2 separate regions of the Homo sapiens genome follow, and region 1 is linked to region 2. A link is a loop called in an ENCODE intact Hi-C map of the cell type or tissue named here. Cell type or tissue: PC-9. All regions are shown on one strand. Region 1 holds the start of FBXL2 (F-box and leucine rich repeat protein 2). Region 2 overlaps FBXL2 (F-box and leucine rich repeat protein 2).

Evidence for each region. Hi-C counts contacts between places; a loop is a spot of excess contacts. Peaks named below come from ENCODE experiments on the same cell type or tissue, not always from the same donor. Only the 100,000 strongest peaks of a DNase experiment are listed, where the experiment ranks them.
Region 1: a loop joins it to region 2, with 8 times the contacts of the local background. A loop is called at or near these places in 9 of 110 quality-filtered maps.

Annotation. Positions count from the first base shown.
Region 1 is chr3:33,275,929-33,278,428 of GRCh38, reverse strand. FBXL2 (F-box and leucine rich repeat protein 2) reads right to left here and starts at 987. Exons shown (of 15, transcript NM_012157.5): 1 at 914-987. The coding sequence starts at 916. It overlaps LOC124909362 (a long non-coding RNA gene), which reads left to right and starts at 1,075. Exons shown (of 2, transcript XR_007095861.1): 1 at 1,075-1,261. RefSeq lists silencers at 717-896, 865-1,032, 1,097-1,166. In PC-9, no CTCF peak of the experiment used is centred here; a DNase peak (open chromatin) is centred at 998; H3K4me3 peaks cover 1,489 bases.
Region 2 is chr3:33,358,742-33,361,241 of GRCh38, reverse strand. It overlaps FBXL2 (F-box and leucine rich repeat protein 2), which reads right to left. Exons shown (of 15, transcript NM_012157.5): 3 at 2,221-2,275; 4 at 1,885-1,959. Among named protein-coding and RNA genes, the nearest start is that of UBP1, 80 kb to the left of the region's middle. In PC-9, no CTCF peak of the experiment used is centred here; DNase peaks (open chromatin) are centred at 551 and 971; H3K4me3 peaks cover 680 bases; H3K27ac peaks cover 1,691 bases.

The DNA of each region.
Region 1 (2,500 bases), 83 kb after region 2:
AAGTATTTCCCTATTACCTACACCTACCGCCATACCTCCTCAAGTATTCTATACCAAGGGTGTGTCCCCAAGCAAGGAGTCTAGCTCCTCTCTTCTCTTACACCCCGTGAAGGCCTCTGGAGAATTATGCCTTCGGTTGGCAATTCTCTGAACTTGTCTGTTCAAGCCAGCACCTCCGCCGAGTGAAACCGAGCAACGTTTTTAAAACGAGCTTAAAGGGGGCCAGGTGTTATGCCCACGCCGTCTGAAGTTAACTGAACAAAGGTAATGATTTAAGACGTTTACAATGCACTAATTATGAATTAATTAAATCCCTTAGTGAGGGTGCGGCACTCAGAAAAAAAAACCCTCCAGCTTAATGCCCTCTATTTTTTAGAAAGGAGGGGAGGGGTCTCTAAAATCAAAAATTTTAATTTCCACGTGCTAAAAAACCTATCAGAATGCTGATTTTGAAAGGAAGATATATGTCTTATATTAGTTACACATAACTGCATAGAAACAAAACTGGAGGCATATAGACTGCTTTAGTGTAAATATAAATACATATGATATCCATATACAAGATTTTTTTTTTTAACCACACCCTCCTTGGGTGGCTTCCCAGGCTCTCTCGGGCCAAACAGCGTCACGTCGTCCGGCGGCCCACTGGGTGGGGGTCCGGGCTGTCACCCCGACTCCAGCGGCAGGGAACGCTGCATCGCGGTCGCCCCCCGGCAGGCGGGCGCTCTGAATCCCCCAGGTTACCCCTCCCCGGGCCCGCCCAGCCCTGCCCTGCCCAGCAGCCTCGCAGGCCGCGGCCCGGCCTCTCCACGACCCCTGCGCCGCCTGCCCGACCCTAGCGGGCGGCGGCGTGCGGACCCAGCCCGGTAGGGGTAGGGCGGGGCAGCTAGGCAGACGCGGGTCCCAGACTCACCATGGCCGAAGAGCCGCGAGCGAGCCCACAGCCCGAAGTCACACGGCGCCGGCGACGCCCGTTGTCCTGGTGACGCCAGCCAGGCGCCCCGCCCCGTCCCCAAGGTGGGCTCGGAGGCGGCCATTGGTGGTCGGCGAGCACGTGACCCGCAGGGGCGGTGCCCTTTGGACCGCCCACCCCTCGCCCCCGGCCCTGGAACTGGGCCTCTTCGCCTCTCCCACTTCGTATCTGGTCCATCCTCTCAGTCTGATCACCTTGATGTCCCTCACCTGACAGATTACCCAGCCGCAGACTGCCCAGCTGAAAGAGACCATGGATTTTTTTTTTTTTAAAAAAAACGTTATACAGGTAATGCATGATTATTGAAAACATTTTAAATTACCAATAACAAGAATTTAAAAGGATAAAACGACACTCACCCCAGCACCTGAAGTAGCTACTGCTCAGATTCCATTCTATCTGCTTCAAGCTTCCAATGAGTTGTTATAATATACTGTATTCTTAAAAATGGTGGCAAACCATAGGTAACTGTTTTATAATCTACTTTTTTAGATTAAAAATGATTATCTTGGGGCCAGGCGCAGTGGCTCACGCCTGTAGTCCCAGCACTTTGGGAGGCCGAGGCGGGCGGATCACGAGGTCAGGAGATCAAGACCATCCTGGCTAACACGATGAAACCCCATCTCTACTAAAAATACAAAAAATTAGCCAGGCATGGTGGGGGACGCCTGTAGTCCCAGCTACTCGGCAGGCTGAGGCAGGAGAATGGCGTGAACCCGGGAGGTGGAGCTTGCAGTGAGCTGAGATCACACCACTGCACTCCAGCCTGGGCGACAGAGCAAGACTCCGTCTCAAAAAAAAAAAAAAAATTATTATCTTTGCATACCACTTAATGGAATAGCATTCTATGCATGTTGTCTAATTCATTAAATCAACTGGCAATTTGTTGAATGTTTTTAATATGGTTGAAGGGAACTCTAGATATCCTGAAATCTAGTCCATTAACTCTATGAAGAAGGACCCAGTGCGATGGGACACTTGTAGTTCCAGCACTTTGGGAGGCTGAAGCAGGAGGATTGCTTGAGGCCAGGAGTTTGAGACCAGCCTGGGCAACATAGCAAGACCCTGACTCGAAAGAAAGAAAGAGTGAGAAAGGCCGGGCGCGGTGGCTCACGCCTGTAATCCCAGCACTTTGGGAGGCCGAGGCCCATGGATCAAGGGGTCAGGAGATTGAGACTATCCTGGCTAACACGGTGAAACCCCGTCTCTACTAAAAATACAAAAAATTAGCCGGCATGGTGGCGGGTGCCTGTAGTCCCAGCTACTTGGAGGCTGAGCCAGGAGAATGGCGTGAACCCAGGAGGTGAAGCTTGCAGTGAGCCAAGATCGTGCCACTGCACTCCAGCCTGGGCAACAGAGTGAGACTCTGTCTCAAAAAAAAAAAAAAAAAGAAAGAAATAGAGAGGGAGGGAAGGAAGGAAGGAAGGAAGGAAGGAGTGAGTTTTGGTGTGTTAGAAGCAGAAAAAAATGACAAAATAAAAACAACAACAAAAAAAGTTACAAAAAAGAGAAAAAGAATTTTAAAGT
Region 2 (2,500 bases):
GTGGGCCACTGCACCCAGCCTGACTTTAAAAGTTCATGGGAGGCCGAGGCGGGCGGATCACGATGTCAGGAGATCGAGACCATCCTGACTAACATGGTGAAACCCCGTCTCTACTAAAAATACAAAAAAAAAAAAAAAAAAAATTAGCCGGGCGTGGTGGCAGGCGCCTGTAGTCCCAGCTACATGGGAGGCTGAGGCAGGAGAATCGCATGAACCCAGGAGGTGGAGTTTGCAGTGAGCCGAGACCACGCCACTGCACTCCAGCCTGGGTGACAGAGCGAGACTCTGTCTCAAAAAAAAAAAAAAAAAAAAAAAAAAAAAAAGTTCTTCATGTGCTTTCCAAAAAAGTTGTATGGTTGGAAAAGTCATCAAAATTGAGGAGACATGAAGAACCACAGAAAAAGAGTAAGTATTTTGCTCAATTTTTTCAAAACAATAACTCTACTTTGTGGTCAGTAGAAATGACTACAATTTTTAGAAATTAAATGTCCTCCACATCATCACTAAGTAAACATAGTGAACAAAGAGTTAGGTATGATCAGTTTGAAGGGCAATTATATTCACTGGCATGGAATGCTGGCATGTTTAGGTGGAGTACTATTGTAATCACTGCTGTTAAGTCTCAAAAGAGCACTAAAGAACACCTAATTCAGAAACTACAGTGTTAAGCCAGGAACTAGAGCTTATCTTTCCAGGATGGGCGTGAATCCTTGAGGTCCCTGCCCCCTTCCAAGAGCAGAGCACCACAATATGACAGAAATAAGGGGTTTCCCCCTTTATTTAATAAAGGGAAATCTTCTGCTCTGCCCCACTTACTGTAAGTATTGTGCTCCACTGGTTTAAGATGAGAACCAGAGACTCTCAGGCAGTAAGTAACCTAGAGAAGGAGGTGAAGAGTCTCCACAACTGACCTAGATCATTAGTTTGTCTAGGTCAAGCCAGGTTAAGTAGCTAGCAGGAAATTGCTTAGCTCAATCCTACTGTTAAACACATTCATTTCCTTATCCAAAACAAACAAAAAAAAACCAATATATACATCTTGGTAAAAACACATAGCAAACATACTATGTGAGTAACTAAATTAAAATGCATTTCCACTACTGTAAGTTTGCTAAACTGGAAATCAATTAGGTTTTATATTAGGTAGAAAATAAACTTCAGAATCTCAAGACCCTCAAACCAGCACTTCAGACAATTCCTAAGTACAATGCTCTTTTTTTATTCCCTGCCTAAACTTTCTTTTTGGTTAGAAATTTAGTATTGAATATCAAAGTTGTTTTAACATAAACTTTCCTCATTTCATCAGGTTTACCACACTTAAATGGAGATATTTACATATTTACAGATAAATATATCAGAATCTTATATATTCTGTATATAATAATTGTATAAGACTTAATTATTACTTTATTTTATAGATAATAAAACAGAATACTGAGAGATTATATGACTTAAGTGGCCAAGCTAGGGTGACACTTTAGATCTCCAGCCTCACTCTTGGGCTTCTGCTTCTGCCATTTCTCCACTTTTGATGCTGAATTAGAATTCTCGGTGGATTTTCTAGATCAATAAGTATTTGTCAAGTCTCCTAAGGTTAAAGCACTGAACCAGGTGATAATGATGCAGGTGTGTGGCTTTAAAAAGCTGAGTAGTAAAATTCAGACTATAAACATAAACAAGGGAAAAAAATCTGTTACTGATACAATTTAAAATGCAAGCAGGGTTTTGTTTTGATGTATGCAAATCCCTTCCAGTTTTTCTTCTTTCTGTTCTACCTCAGCACTTTAATATTAGATCTAAATGCAGTAAAATAAAAAGTCAGGAAAGGGGGAACAGCTACTCATATTTTTAAAAAGTTTTTTGTCTAAACCAAAGCTAACTTACCTCTACATCTGTTTGAAAGTTAAAAAGATCTATTCTTTGCCAGTTGCTTCCATCCAGGGCTAAGATGTTCCAAGCCTGGAAGGTGGGAGGTAAAGGAAGAGGGATTGGGATGAAAGAAACACATTTATTGAGACTATTAAAGAAAGTCTTGATTAACCTTTATTTCCAAACTCCTATTTTTGATGTATATTAAGTTAATCATCAAATGCAAAATTATACCATTATGTTATATTAAGTATAAAAGATAATAAAATTTTAATTTTCAGTAATTTGAACTAAAACTCATTCTAATAAAACTTGATATTTATTGATTAAAAAATCTGGTGAATACTCTACCTTGGAAATCTGTGCACATCGGCACAAAGTTACTATATCCAAGAAGGAAAATATTCTACAGAGAGAGGAAAAAAACACAAAAACGAGATGGTGTTAACATTTCAGGATAATTATAACTTGAAAGATAAACTCTAATCCGCCACCTGGATACATAAGTTTTTTCAAGATTCCTCAATCTGAAATATACAAGTGCACTATAACTTTACATCACTACAGTGAAATATTAAGTGTTTGCATGTTCAGAAGCTATTTTGGACACACAATACAAATTACCTTAGAA